Regions from separate parts of the Homo sapiens genome. Here all the other regions are linked to region 1. A link is a contact called in ENCODE Hi-C or POLR2A ChIA-PET data. All regions are on one chromosome and are shown on one strand. Each heading gives the region's core, a stretch centred on a gene start or an enhancer-like site at or near the end of the contact. The rest is flanking DNA. Distances are from core to core; before and after follow the strand shown.

Region 1 (3,582 bases), core at 582-3,081:
CTTGAAACTTTTCTTTGGATTTTCAACTATTTATCACTGATGCCTACCATATGCCTCTTTGCTATCAGCCTCAGTGATATACTTGAAGGCTTCATCCTCCATAACAAAGCACATAACTTCCTCCCATGGCTGTCCAGGTGAAATGACTTGAATTTTTTCCAAAGTCTTTTTGAATTTTTCCTTCATTTCTACCCTCCTCTTCTCGGATATTGGATGTTGTACATGGTTCTGACAGACTTTTTCAGCTTCTAAAGTGCTCAGGAGGTCAAATGGAATCTGCCTGTCATTAATTTTGTCTATATGGTCAGTTTCATCCCAAGGTGTTTTTTCTAGCACCACAAAACATAACTGGAAATCTATTCTCTTTTCCATTAACTTCAAAGCTTCTGACCAATTCAAATGTTCAATCTCTTCTAGACTTGGCAAGAGTGTTAAAAACTCTTCTTGGTAAAGTATTTATATACTCTTCTCTCCTTTTTCTTATAGGTTCCTGTTTAAGTTGTTGTATATGTTTTGAGAATGTATTTCTGGCCTTTCTTGTTCCCTCTAAGTTGATGTATTCTTCATAATCAGGATGATTTTTTAAATTTATTACTAACAGTTTTCCAAGTTGCATGATAATCTCTCACGGTCTGCACAAGTTTTCAAACTTATCTGTTGCTGTGACAAGTTGTCTCTGTGTTTTATAAGCATCCAAATAGGGAATAATTTTAGGCTTGCTACGAGTTTTATCCAACATTTGTACCAGTGCAGTGAAACACGTTTCAATGTTGACATTAAATCCTGCTGATGTTTCCACTACAAGAAGCTTCTTTTTGTTTGAAGCAAATGCCTGAACTTCTCTAAGATAATGATCCACGCATTCATCACATTTAGTTGCCGCTATTATTACAGGTATTTTTGATTTTGATAACTGGACAAAAAGGTTATTCACAAATTTAAGTTGATCATCAAATTTCCTATTGCATCCCTGACTTACATCAATGCATAATAAAAATCCATCTACATTGAGCTTCCCTTCAGGCATTTGCTTCTGTTCAAAGTCTTGTTCTAAGCCTAGTTGATCAGTGCAAATGTACATTAGTTTTTCTGCTGACTGCAATCTAGATGCAGCTGCACGTTTTATATATGGTTGCAAATTCATACTCCGATGAGGCAAGAATGTCTGGTCATCAATGAACTGTTAAATGACATGAATTTTGCATTCTACTCCAACTTCACCATTTTGTGTTATGTCACCCCAGTAGTACAAAAAGTGATCACTGTTTACGACTCGTCCTCCAAAGTCAATGGTGCTAAGCACAGAAGTATGCTCTGGATAATATTTATCTGCTTTTGAGCGTGCAAATCTATTGCACAAACAAGACTTTCCAACTCCACAGTTACCTTTGTCTTTTTCAGTCCCAGAGAGTCCAACTACACTGATAGTATAGGATGGGGGACAAGGCTCTTTGTTTTTTGCCATCATAACTCTCTTCTCATGCCTCTACATTCATAAATGTAGATATGAAACCAGATATGCTTCTCATTCTGAAAATAAAATCATCTGAAAATACAGATCCCAAGTTTCAGAACTGTATTTGGTTCTTTGTATTTCCCTCATTTCTGTGCAGAAACATCTTCAAGATCATAGAGATCATTTTCCTAACAACGTCGGTCTCCTCTGTCTCCTCCTCAACCACAGCGGCCCTGGCTGTGGCTGCGGCAGCAACATTCCTGGGTAGCGCTCCCGCCGCCGCCTCCTCCTCCACTCTCTGCTCGCCTCTCCCCCGGCGCGCTCACCGAGCGGCGCGTCCCTTCAGGCACCTCCCTCCGCCCTCCCCGACACACACGCCCGGAAACCCTGAGCCCCACGGCCCCCGCAGCCTGCTCACCCACCCTCCCTCCCTCTCTGCCACCAGCTGCGGCCCCGTCCCTCCCCGCTCTCCCAGCGCCAGCCGCAGCGCCAGGCTCAGTAATGGCGGCCACCCGGGCTCCCTCGCGCTGACCTAAGTTAATTTTTAATGTACAATTAAAGTATTATTGACTATAGTCACCCTGTTGAGCTATCAAATTCTGTCTTATTCATTCTAATTATATATATATGTATGTATGTATGTATGTATGTATGTATGTATGTATGTATGTATGTATATGTATGTTTTGTACCTATTAACCATCCTCACTTCCCTCCTTCACCCCCCCACTACCCTTCCTAGCCTCTGGTAATCATCCTTCTACTCTCTATCTGCATGAGTTCAATTGCTTTGATATTTAGCACCCACAAATAAATGAGAACATGCGAAATTTGACTTTCCAAGTCTGACTTATTTCACCTAACATAATGACCTCCAGTTCCACCTATGCCGTTGTAAATGACAAGATCTCATTCTTTTTATGTCTGCATAGTACCCCATTGCGTATATGTACCATATTTTCTTTATCCATTTGTCTGTTGATGGACACTTAGGTTGCTTTCAAATCTCAGCTATTGTGAACAGTGCTGCAATGAACACGGAAGTGCAGATATCTCTTCCATACACTGATTTCCTTTCTTTTGGGTATATACCAAGCAGTGAGATTGCTGGGTTATATGGTGGCTCTATTTTGAGTATTTTGAGGAACCTCCAAACTGTTCTCCACAGTGACTGTAATAATTTACATTCTCATCAACAGTGTATGAGGATTCCCTTTTTCCACATCCTCATGAGCATTTGTTATTGCCCATCTTTTGGATTAAAGCCATTTTAACTGGAGTGAGATGATATCTCATTGTGGTTTTGATTTGCATTTCTCTGTTGATCAATGATGTTCATCTCCTTTTCATGTGCCTGCTTCCATTTACATGTCTTCTTTTAAGGAATATCTGTTCAGATCTTTTGCCTATTTTTAAATCAGATTATTATTTTTTCCCTATGGGGTTGTTTGAGCTCCTTATATATTCTGGTTATAAACTCCTTGTCAGATGGGTAGTTTGCAAATATTTCCTCCCCTTCCGTGGGTTGTCTCTTCACTTTATTGACATTTCCTTTGCTGTGCAGAAGCTTTTAAACTTGATGTGATCCCATCTGTTCATTTTCGCTTTAGTTGTCTGTGCTTGTAGGATATTACTCAAGAAATTTTTGCCCAGGCCAATATCCTGGAGAATTTCTTCAATGTTTTCTTGAAGTAATTTCATAGTTTGAGGTCTTAGATTGAAGTCTTTCATCCATTTTGATTTGATTTTTTTGTATATGGTTAGAGATATGAGTCAAGTTTCATTCTTCTGCATTTGGATATCCAGTTTTCCCAGCACCATGTATTGAAGAGACTGTCCTTTCCCCATTGTATGTTCTTGGCACCGTTGTCAAAAATGAGTTCACTTGAGATGTGTGGATTTGTTTCTGGGTTATCTGTTCTGTTCCATTGATTCATGCTTCTGTTTTTATTCCAGTACCATGCTGTTTTGGTTACTGTAGCTTTGTAGTATAATTTGAAGTCAGGTGATGTGATTCCTCCAGTTTTCCTCTTTTTGCTTTGGCTATTCTGGATGTTTTGTGGTTCTATGTAAATTTTAAGATTGCTCTATTTCTGTGAAGAATGTCTGGTATTTTTATAGGGATG
Region 2 (3,582 bases), core at 523-3,022, 200 kb before region 1:
AATAAGTGGTTAAACCAAAGTAAATACACTTATTTAAATTTTCATTGTGGGTTTAATCAAAACTTTTGTGGGATGGAAAAAGTCATAATTTTGAAGACAACTTTTATTCACAAAGCAAATTTTATGTTTTTTCCTCAGTTGTTCCTTATTTTACCCTATTTTATTCCACAACTAATAAATAGTTCTTAACTGATAGGCATCCAAAGATACCTGTCAAACTGAATGTGAATCTATATTGGAACTTGAAAATACACATGTGATACTCAAAAAGTCCTTTTGAATTTCTGACAATCTTCCATGTACATTATAATATGCCTTCTGGACTAAACATGCCAAGCTGCGGCATGCCCAGCACAGCTGCAAACTCATGTATCTCTAATTAAGTTAACAAGCAGAAGACTTGAAAATAACATCTCTTTATTTTGAGTTAGGGAACAGAATACCCAAACTGGTGGACTTCCAACCCCATGATTCTCCTTCTAGCCATTAAAAGAATCCAAAGCCAAGCTTGTGATTTGTAAAATATACACTAAGTAGAGTGAGAATACCTCTTGGGAGTTCCCACCCTCTTGGGAGTTCACTGATGCTTCTGATCACAGGAAGGCCAGTTCACAAGGGACTGTGGAATATGCTTCCAGTGACATCATCAAACTTCTACAGTGTGAAGATTGTGATGGTACCATTATGGGATGATCTCTAGCCAGTTATCTCAACATGCTGGGTCTCAGTGCTCAGTGTACTCTGATTGACATGGGGCCAGCTCGGCGAATTTCACAGGGCAGTTGTGAGCAGTACTGAGATCATGGACATGAAAGGGCCTCAGAAATCATAGATCTCTCTAAATATGGAGCATGACACTGAGGCTTCACATGGCAGCAACTATTGCAATCTATTTCTGCCTATGTGCCTTCAATGATAACTGTTTTACCTTCATTGGTTTTTAAACTAATAATCTTAAATCACTTTCCATTTTTTATGGGCAACTGAATGGCTAGTAAATCAGAAATGAATTTGACCTGTTATTGGACTATAAGAAACAAAATTGGGCTAAAAAAGATTTCAGAAAGCAATACCCGTTGATCTGTTATGTATTCAATACAATAGTTTCATTTTGAGTCCCTACTGTGTGCCGGGCAGCACCCTTTGCCCTGGCAGGCAGTTTCTCATAACGTTTCCATTTTAAACACAAGGACACACAGGAAACAAGGCTTTTGGACGGAGGAAGGCAGATGATTTACCTGGAACTGAACCTGGATATGGCTGGGGTGGGCCTCACTGTGTCCTGAATCCTGGAACTGGACCTGCATGTGGCTGGGGTGGGCCTCGCTGAGTCCTGAGTCCTGGAACTGGACCTGTGTGTGGCTGGGGTGGGCCTCACTGAATCCTGAGTCCTGGAACTGGACCTGGATGTGGCTCGGGTGGGCCTCACTGTGTCCTGAATCCTGGAACTGGACCTGCATGTGGCTGGGGTGGGCCTCGCTGAGTTCTGAGTCCTGGAACTGTATCTGTGTGTGGCTGGGGTGGGCCTTGCTGAGTCCTGACTCCTGAGCAGGGGACATTGGAGAAAGGACAGGATGCTGGCTTCGATTCAAAATCCCTCTGTGTGAGAGGATAGATAGCAGTGAGCGTGCTGGGCCTGGCTTTCCTTCCTAGACAGAGGGTGAGTAAACGCCTCCTCTCGGGCCAGCATTCTACTTGTCTAATCTCTGCGCTGAGACTTTTGCTTACTCATGTTCAGGGGCTCTCTCTTTACACACAGGCATACTTTTGAACTGAATAATACCACTTCCCCTCCAAAAGTCTGTGGGCCAGGCCGGTGCTTGCACTCTGTGCCTCCACTGTGTCCAGGGCATCTGCCTTGCTGCTTCAGGGCCGTGTGGCTCCTCCAGTGGCGCCTCAGACCTGCCAGAGAAGGGCAGTGCAGAGCCAGGGCGGCAGGAGCCCCAGCAGAGCTGGCCTCTCCCTTCCTGGCTCGCTGGGGAGCCGACAGCACCACAGAACCCGGGGTGGGACAGAATGGGGCAGTGTGGACGTGGGGATGACGGAGATTGCATGATTATCACCAAAGGTGAGCTCAGAGACATCTGGTAGAAGGTAGGGGGAGATACAGAATTCCTAAATGGGGTTGGCATCAAAGATCACTGCTGGAAAATCGGCTTCAAAACCCGGCCAGCTGACTTCAGGAAGCCAGCTCTTTGTTCAAAGTCAAGACTGCCCTGTGCTACCTCCCTTCCCCTCTGACTTCACGTCCCTCTTTGTTACTGGAGAGCTGGTGAGCACCAGGCAGTAGAAAGGTGCCAAGGGCTGCTGGGGGCTGCAGACTGCACAGCCCAGCCCAGCCTCCACCACCCCAGCAGGCTCACTGGGCAGCTCACTCTTTCTTCCTCAGCTTTGCATGAGACAGCTCAGTGCTGCCTGCCAGGGTGCAACTCTTCTCTTCCTAGACAGGCCCTCACAACCGAAGGCACCCTAGCAAGGTGATGTGCAGGTAAAGACAGGCAGGGCTGCCGGGAGTTCACCTCGCTGGGCGCTGTCTCACCCAGTCCACACACCTTTTCTCCTCTATCTTCTATTCAGTTCAGGCCCGTGACTCACTCCTTGATGACAAAGGCTGAGTAATATTTCCCATATGAAGCTGTTTATTTGCTGGTTGAGCTGTCGCCCTAGAAGTCATGTGAATACCAAGCATGGCTGAGAAGCTCCGTGGCCAGATGGAGTCAGCCACAGAGGTTGCATGATGACCCTTTGGCCAGGCTCACTCCACCCTGCTCTGAGATGCACACCAGGCACCAAAGTTGCTTGTTCTTTTGTTCATTAATTCAACTACAACATATCTAGTAAAGTAGCGCGAAGGTAGCTGCTAAGGATGAATCAGAAGTACTCACTGCCCTGAAGGAATATGTGAGTCCTTTGGGGAGGCAACTTTACACATGAAACAGTCACAGGACATCTCAGAGCCATGCAGTGTAGAGGTGTGCTAAAGGAACACACGTCAGAAAGAGAAGTCAGTCAGCTCGAGAACTGGGACGAAAGCACCAATATTCCTCATTACCAAGCAAATGAAAACATAATACTTCACATTCAGATTAGAAGACTACCTTGCCTACAAGTGCCAAGTGTTGGGCTTGGTGACTTCACCATACGTAAAATACATAGTCCCACCATTTACCACTAAAAATAAAGTTTCTTCCATTTCTTTTTTTTATGCCTTCCCATCCTCTGGATTCGAATTGGGGGATACAAGTTATTATCCTTCCTGGTTTGTTCATAGTTATCTGTAAGAAACACATCTTCATTCATTCTTCTTATAGTCAAAAATCCTGAAACAGATATGTAATTTGCAAGGAAATAAAAGATCTCTGACTCAAAAATTGGGATTGGAAATTCTTTTTGCAAATGTTTATCTGCAGAGAGATTTTGTTTGGCTTCCGTGGGGTGGTGCATATCCACCCCTAGCCCAAGATGGTTTAAATGTTCTTTTAAAATTTTTCTTCAATTTTTACCCATGTTTTTTAAAAAATCAATCTCTACTGCAGAATTGCGATTTAAAGCCATCTCTATAAACATACACACATTTACATT
Region 3 (3,582 bases), core at 461-2,960, 160 kb after region 1:
CCATGGCTTCAGCCGGTCCCTCCGTTTGGGGTCCCTGACTTCCTGCAACAGGAGTTAGTCACAAGATTCCAGGGAAACCACAAACAAGAGGTGGGAAGCAAATTAATGACAGAGTGAAGCCCTCTGTGTCAGGCGCTTTGCACACATTATCCCTGGTAGTCCTCAAAAGCAGCCCTAGGAGAGAGGTCTGGTTTCATCTTTTCTCTGGAAAACAAACTAAAGCTCAGGGAGCTTTGGTAACAAGCTCAAGACATTAGCAGTAGTGGTTGGGAGCAGAACCAGGCTGTAAGCCCAGGGTTTCCCTCTTCCAGCTTCCGCTTATCTCCCCACAGTGCGTGGAACCTGGGTGGGGCAGCAGGGCCATCAGGGCTGCAGGGTTGGGCCTTAGCGAGGGAAGCTTGTCAGGTCCATGCATGGCCCAGCTAGGAAGTTAGCCTTTACTCATGGTCTGAGGTTCCCTGTCTCCCGGCTCTTCTGTTTGTCAGTCCCCGATCCCTGCCCCACACCGCCCCCCAGCCAGTGACTGCGGTTGTCCTAAACTTTGTCCTCTGGTTCTTCAAGGCAGTGGGATGTTCTCCATGTGAGCTTTCACCATCCACGTGGCACAGACCAGGGGCTGCCCCAAGAGTACAAGTCGTGGAAATGGGAGGTTCACCGGCACCTCCTCCTCCTGTAGGACCCCGCCCTCGGCCGGCCCCTGCCTGCCCTCTCTCCAGTCTGCACTTAGCTGCTCTGTACATGGAGGCTAGAGTCCACAGTTATCTGTAGAGTTCTAGAGTTCGTCTGATGGACACAACTTTGTAATTACCAAGAAATAATTTTTTTTTTTTTTTTTTTTTAAAGACAGTCTTGCTCTGTCGCCCAGGCTGGAGTGCAGTGGCATGATCTCGGCTCACTGCAGCCTCCACCTCCCGGGTTCCAGCGATTCTCTTACCTCAGCTTCCTGGGTAGCTGGGATTACAGGCACATGCCACCACACCCAGCTAATTTTTGTATTTTTAGTAGAGAAGGGGTTTCACCACGTTGGCAAGGCTGGTCTTGAACTCCTCACCTCAAGTGATCTGCTCGCCTGGGCCTCCCAAAGTGCTGGGATTACAGGCGTGAGCCACTGTGCCTGGCCCAAGAAATACTGTCTTACACAAAACATTCTGAATCAAACGGATGGTTTCCAGAATGGATTCATTTTCTTTTCCCCTCTGCTAATAACCTGGTCCTAGGCTCCCTTAGAAGACGCAGTTGCTGCAGGGTTTCCCGCCTCCGAGCAGGTGAGGGCATTCACGCTTCTGCACTGCCCTCCAGTGGCTGACTGCCTGAAATGCGAATCAGATTCTCTGGGAAGCAAAGCGCTCTTCCCAGAGGTAAGGCGACTTCTCAGGGGCTTCCATTATGGAGTAACAAACCGCAGTAGACATGAGTCTCCCTAATAACGAAATAGATTACTGGATTGCAAACTATTTACATTTTTCACTTTTATTTGCAACAACAACAGAAAAACAAAAGCTCTTGAGATGTTTAAAGGATCCGTGACGTAGTTATTGAGTGTAGACAGTAATTAAGTATATTAGAGAAGACTCCCATAAGCACCTGGAGAAGAAAGTACTGAGGACAATCGTGTCAATGACGTGAAGAACTGCCAGGTGAAATGAGACTTTATTGAGAAAGACGCCATACACTTTTGCTTTCTCTGAGTAACACCGCCATCTTGTGTCTTTTCTCCATACTTCCGATAAAACTAGGCAAATCTTTTGCTACTTTGAGCACTTCTAAATGTTTTCTAATAGAAAACATTTTTGGAGCTTTGGGATTCCAAAGCATTTAGGAGCTTTGGAATGTTCTTTCAAAGCTCAAACAGGAGAAAATACACATAAACTCTTCTTAAAAAACTGCATGGAGGTGTAGTTTATATTCAATAAACTGCACCTTTATATCAGTTCAAGGGGTTTTGGCGAATGTATACACCCAGTCAACCTCAACACAACATGTAGATTTCCATCACCTCCCAAAGTACCCTTGTACCTATTTACAGGCAAGCTCACCCCAGCTCTTGTCCAGGCAACCACTGATCTGCTTTATGTCCGTTCTGACTTTTAAGAATTTCATCTAAAAGGAATTATATAGCATGTACTCTTTTGTGTCTGTGTAAATACTTGCTTTTTCCATTTAACATAACACTTTTGAGATCTATTCATTTTGTTAAATCTAACAGTATCTTATTCATTTTTCCTTCTCAGTACTATTCTCTTGTATGAATATACCCCAATTTATTGACCCAGTCTCCTGTTGATGGGCACCTGGCTTGCTTCCAGTTTTTGACTATTAAGATTGCTATGAGCAAATGTGTGTAACAAATGTGTACAAATGTTCTCATTTCTCTTGGTAAATACCTAGAAGCAAATTACTGGTAGAGTAAGTAGATATTTAACTATAAAAAAACAGCCAAAGTATTTCCTAGAATAGTTATACCATTTTCTTTTTTCTTTTTTTCTTTTTTTTTTTTTTGAGACGGAGTCTTGCTCTGTTGCCCAGGCTGGAGTGCAGTGGCACGATCTCACCTCACTGCAACCTCCACCTCCCAGGTTCAAGCAATTCTCCTGCCTCAGCCTTCCGAGTAGCTGGGATTGCAGGTGACTGCCACCACACCTGGCTAATTTTTGTATTTTTGGTAGAGACAGGGTTTCATCATGTTAGCCAGGCTCATCTTGAACTCCTGACCTCAAGTGATCCACCTGCCTCGGCCTCCGAAAGTGCTGGGATTACAGGTGTGAGCCACCGCGCCTGGCCAGTTACACCATTTTCTATTCCCACGGCAATCAGTGAGAGCTCTGGCTGAGCCATGTCCTTGTCAATATCTGGTATGATCATCCTTTTGAACATTGATTCTAATGGGTGTGTGGAGGTGACTCATGATGAGTTTAATTTGCATTTTCCTGCTAACTAATAATGCTGAGCATCTTTGCATGTGGCTATTGGCTATTTGTATATATTCTTTGGTTAAAGTCTGTTTAATTCATTTGCTTCTCTCACTTTATAAAATTGGGTTATTTATCTTCTAATTATTGAATCATAAGATTTCTTTATATATGATGCTCTATAAAAGTATCTTGTCACATATATATATCGTTATTTTTTTCCTAGTTTGTGACCTGCCTTTTTATATTATTAATAGTATCCTTTGGGGAGCAAACATTTTAAATTTTGATAGTCTAATTTATCATTTTTTAAAGTTACAGATTTGTGGGCCGGGCGCAGTGGCTCACGCCTATAATCCCAGCACTTTGGGAGGCTGAAGCGGGCGGATCATGAGGTCAGGAGATTGAGACCATCCTGGCTAGCACGGTGAAACCCTGTCTCTACTAAAAAAAATACAAAAAGTTAGCCGTGCGTGGTAGCGGGCGCCTGTAGTCCCAGCTCCCTGGGAGGCTGAGGCAGGAGAATGGGGTGAACCCGAGAGGTGGAGCTTGCAGTGAGCCGAGATCGCGCCACTGCACTTCAGCCTGGGTGACTGAGTGAGACTCCGTCTCAAAAAAAAAAAAAAAAAATTATAGATTTATTACCTCAAAAATGTTTGCCTACATTGAGATC
Region 4 (3,582 bases), core at 575-3,074, 150 kb before region 1:
ATTATTACCTTAACACAAGCATGTGCCAGGCATCTAATTTGCAAGTGCGGATGCCTGGCAGTTGACTTTAAAATCACTCTGGAATTATCCCTGTATAATCTGAACAACCAGAAGTGTGACCAGGGCTTTACCAAAAGGGAGTTGCACAAAAGGGTAAACTGCAGACTGGGAAGTTCCATGAACATGGAGGTACTGGACGCACCACGCTCTTTTTCAGGAAGAAGTCCTACACACATTTTCTGCGTCTGTTTTATAGACTGGACTGTGCACTCTTTCATGGGGCTCTTTGTGCGAAGGGGGCCTCCCCCATCCGCTCCTACCTTCAGCGTAGGGCCAAGTCCAAGTGGAATACAGCCTCTGAAAACATGGCTGCTTCTCACACTCCTGGGAGCCAGACCACTGCTCCTTTCCATGTACCTCAGGCTTTGTGGGGGCTTTTTATTCAGGTGGGAGAGAAATGGGCACTGGGGCAGGTGTGGTAGATGCCAAAGAAGTGAGAATGTGTGTGTGTGTGTGTGTGTGTGTTTATACCCTGAATTATATCAGAATGGAAGAAAGGAAATAGTATGTCCATCTGTTATCTCCTCTGTGGGCCTACCTCAATTAGCCACCAACACACATACACACCTGTGCTGCCTTTGATGAAGGAATTAAGAAGGCCCAAAGTGACTCATGTCACTTCCTTTCTGTGGCCTGCAACTCCAAAAGGAGAAGAGGAGAGGACGAGGGAGGGTGGGAAGGCCATTGCTCCTGGTTCCGGGGTGCCTCTCCCCTTGCCTGCTCAGGTTCCTGTAGGCCTCAGCTGTTGGTCAGTCCTTTCCACATCTTCGAGGAGACTCTGCCTGACAGGGCTGGCTAGAAGCTGGGTGCCTGGGTGTTCATGCTCTAATAAACCCAATCGGGAAGTTTCCAACTCATCACAACATCACAAAGAATGTGCAAGAAAATGCCGACTCTCTTATTTCTCCTTCAAAGTTTGATTAATGATTCTAGGAGGAACCAGAAATCCTTGGTGCCAATCAAACACATTTTGCCATACCTTTTAAACATTTTACACACAACCCATGTTTCATGAAAGCATGGCTCTTATCCCTTCGGGTGCATAGAATAAGACTGCCGGATAGAATGTTTCTGAGACCTGCTCTCTAATATTCTAACTCAGTAGGCCCTACGCAGGGCCTGAGAATGTGCATTTTCAGTAAGTGCCACTGCTGATGTTGATCAGTTCTCTAAGAAATTCTGGGTTAGCTATGGGATTATAAGCATATCCTCAGAGTACAGGTTTTTTTTTTTTTGTTTTTTTTTTAACAATTGAGAAACTACTTAAAGTGAACCTAAAATGGTGTGAGCCTGAAGTGCTTGCTGGGCAGCAGACAAGCTTTGCCAGCCTTGTGTTCTCAGTGGAAATGCAGCATCCGAGCCATCCTCTCTTCCCCCCGCTTGTGGTCAGCTCTAAATAGCACACTCACAGCGCGGGGGGAAAATATTTTTCCCTGTTTCAAGTGGGCAGTGGAAGTAGTGAAAGCCTAAGTAAACTCTGACCAGTAGATAATGGGCCATTATAACTCTGGATGACTTCCTGAATGACCCTGAAAAATGACTTCTCATTTCCTGCCTGCAGAAAAGAGAAATATTAAGATAGTGTTGTGTGCAAAAAAATGCAAGCTTGCAATGAGAGATGCAGAGCGTGAGGGAGAGAGGCACGAGGGGGTGGAGAAAAAAGACAGAGAATTTGAGGTTGACTCACGGCTTTGAAGGGAAAACAAGAAGAGGAAGAAAGTCTGTTCTCCCATGGGTCGTCAAACCCCACACTTCACACATCTTTCCCATGGGGCTGCCAGCTGCCGCCACATCACAGCTGTGCTGCCACCCAAGTGTGCCGCCTCCACAGCGGGAGCGACCTAAGCGTGGCCACCTCTGCCTCTGGAGGGCCTGCCTGCTGGCCAGCGGTGGCCGCCCCAGACCCGGGTGACTGGGCAGCACAGTAGCCCGCCTGGGCAGGGCATGAAATTAACGAGGCAAAAGAAGCCACAGAGAGATGAAAGCATAGAAGAAAAAAAGTCACCCTGCAGCTCAAATTAAAACAGAAAACTCTGCTGCTATACTTGGTCTTATTCCAAGAAGCTGCCAGGAAAGAATTGACTCACAGAAAAGCCACAGCTTCATTTTTTCCCATACTCAAGTGATATGTCTTTCCAGGGCTTTTTTCTTCAAAGGGAAAGGGAGCAAAATAACCTCACTTTTCTGCATTACCATAGACTATCTTATATAATTTTTTTACAGCCTGTAATGGCTGGTTGAGATACCAGCTGACAGTGTAGTGGATGAAGGCTCCGGGGTGCAAGCCCCTGGCTGTCCTGGCCAGCTCTTTAACTCGAGCAAATTACTTACTCTCTCTGAGCTTCCCTTTCCTCGGCAGTAACATGGAGGTATTGAGCAGAGAAATTGTGAGGCACTGTAGACACGAGATAATTCACAAAAATTGCACGGCACGGGACCTGGCACATAGTCAGCACTTCACAAACAGTGGCTCTCATAAGGTAGTTAATAGTGGTTTCAAACTATGTGTCAAATCTAAGGGAGGAAGAGGGGCTTCTAGGGGGTGGGGATGGGAGGGAATGTTCCAGTACAAATCTTGGTATTGTCAAACTTGGGGCAGCATGCTCAGGAGACAAAACACGGAGGCACATCTGCACAAGCTCAAATTCTACTTCTGCCACTGCATCAGTTGGGCCACTGTGGCTCCTCATTTCCTTATTTTTAAAAGAGCTGATGTGAGAACGAGCTGATTTAATGTGTAAAATACCTAGTGCCAGCAGACAGAAGGTACCCGCTACACACCAGCTCTGTACTCTGCCTTGATCCTTCGCAATTTTCGTTAGCAGAATTCCACCACGCACTACTGACTTTATGGTATGGCTAAAACCAGAATTCTAAATGTTCAAGGATTCTTGTGCAGTTACTTCAGCAGGAGTTTTCAGAAAGTGGGAGAAATACTATTTATGAAGCACCACCCATGTGCTTTAGTCTTTCTACATTGTTAGGTTTTCATGATAATACTTTAGAGATAAGAACACTCCTCATCTCATGGACAACGGAACGGGCTCTACAAGAGGGCGTGCACAGTGGACCTGGGGTCTGACGCCCACCCTGCTCTCTGCACCTGGAGCCCACCAGCATCCTGCTCCCCATGCTGCCTCCCCTGGAAAAAGAGACACATGCAAATGATGAAGCATGCAGGAGCCACATGGAGGTTTTATAAACTTAAAAGGATTTACATGAATGCCTCAGAGAAGGGGCAACCCAATGTCAACTCTGATACCCCAGGCATGATACCACTGACAATGTGTCTGCTGGCATCAGTTGGAAAACAATGCAAATATCCTTCATGTGATTAAACACAACATGCCTGTGACATTGTTTTTTTTTCTAGCCAGGCTGACTGTTGTCCTGTAGGCTTCCAAAGGCTGCTGGTGCCCTGACCTTCAGCTCCTAAATTACCATCTGAAGGACAAGGACTGGGGAAGGGAAGGAGAATTTGCATTTGAGCGTACCATTCCGTAGGTCATTCCAGAGAAACTG

The links. Hi-C counts contacts between places; a loop is a spot of excess contacts on that map. ChIA-PET counts read pairs that join two places held with the same protein, here RNA polymerase II (POLR2A). Pooled maps may share reads with other maps.
Region 2: a pooled map shows a loop between it and region 1 (2.1-fold over the local background). The contact joins two enhancer-like sites. A Hi-C loop is called at or near these places in 2 of 168 maps with a recorded cell type or tissue (IMR-90 and chondrocyte) and 5 of 50 pooled maps. POLR2A ChIA-PET finds 5 or more read pairs at or near these places in 2 of 52 experiments (MCF 10A and Panc1).
Region 3: a map of HCT116 shows a loop between it and region 1 (9-fold over the local background). The contact joins two enhancer-like sites. A Hi-C loop is called at or near these places in 2 of 168 maps with a recorded cell type or tissue (HCT116 and Panc1) and 4 of 50 pooled maps. POLR2A ChIA-PET finds 5 or more read pairs at or near these places in 1 of 52 experiments (K562).
Region 4: a pooled map shows a loop between it and region 1 (4-fold over the local background). The contact joins two enhancer-like sites. A Hi-C loop is called at or near these places in 1 of 168 maps with a recorded cell type or tissue (posterior cingulate gyrus) and 3 of 50 pooled maps. POLR2A ChIA-PET finds 5 or more read pairs at or near these places in 4 of 52 experiments (BJ, MCF 10A, PC-3 and 1 more).

Annotation. Positions count from the first base shown.
Region 1 is chr7:54,931,585-54,935,166 of GRCh38, reverse strand. It overlaps the pseudogene LOC643168. Among named protein-coding and RNA genes, the nearest start is that of EGFR, 86 kb to the left of the region's middle. Within about 2 kb of position 1,831, at least 23 of the 41 ENCODE cell types and tissues checked have a DNase peak (open chromatin) inside an H3K27ac peak, as active enhancers do; they include IMR-90 and Panc1, where a contact is called at or near this core.
Region 2 is chr7:55,132,086-55,135,667 of GRCh38, reverse strand. All of the region lies in intron 1 of EGFR (epidermal growth factor receptor), which reads right to left. Among named protein-coding and RNA genes, the nearest start is that of EGFR-AS1, 55 kb to the left of the region's middle. RefSeq lists enhancers at 1,889-2,888, 1,829-3,028, 3,542-3,582. Within about 2 kb of position 1,772, at least 25 of the 41 ENCODE cell types and tissues checked have a DNase peak (open chromatin) inside an H3K27ac peak, as active enhancers do; they include IMR-90 and Panc1, where a contact is called at or near this core.
Region 3 is chr7:54,772,044-54,775,625 of GRCh38, reverse strand. All of the region lies in intron 1 of SEC61G-DT (SEC61G divergent transcript), which reads right to left. Among named protein-coding and RNA genes, the nearest start is that of SEC61G-DT, 15 kb to the right of the region's middle. RefSeq lists a silencer at 1,215-1,374. Within about 2 kb of position 1,710, at least 7 of the 41 ENCODE cell types and tissues checked have a DNase peak (open chromatin) inside an H3K27ac peak, as active enhancers do.
Region 4 is chr7:55,084,998-55,088,579 of GRCh38, reverse strand. The region is part of intron 1 of EGFR (epidermal growth factor receptor); the gene reads right to left. Among named protein-coding and RNA genes, the nearest start is that of EGFR, 68 kb to the right of the region's middle. Within about 2 kb of position 1,824, at least 17 of the 41 ENCODE cell types and tissues checked have a DNase peak (open chromatin) inside an H3K27ac peak, as active enhancers do.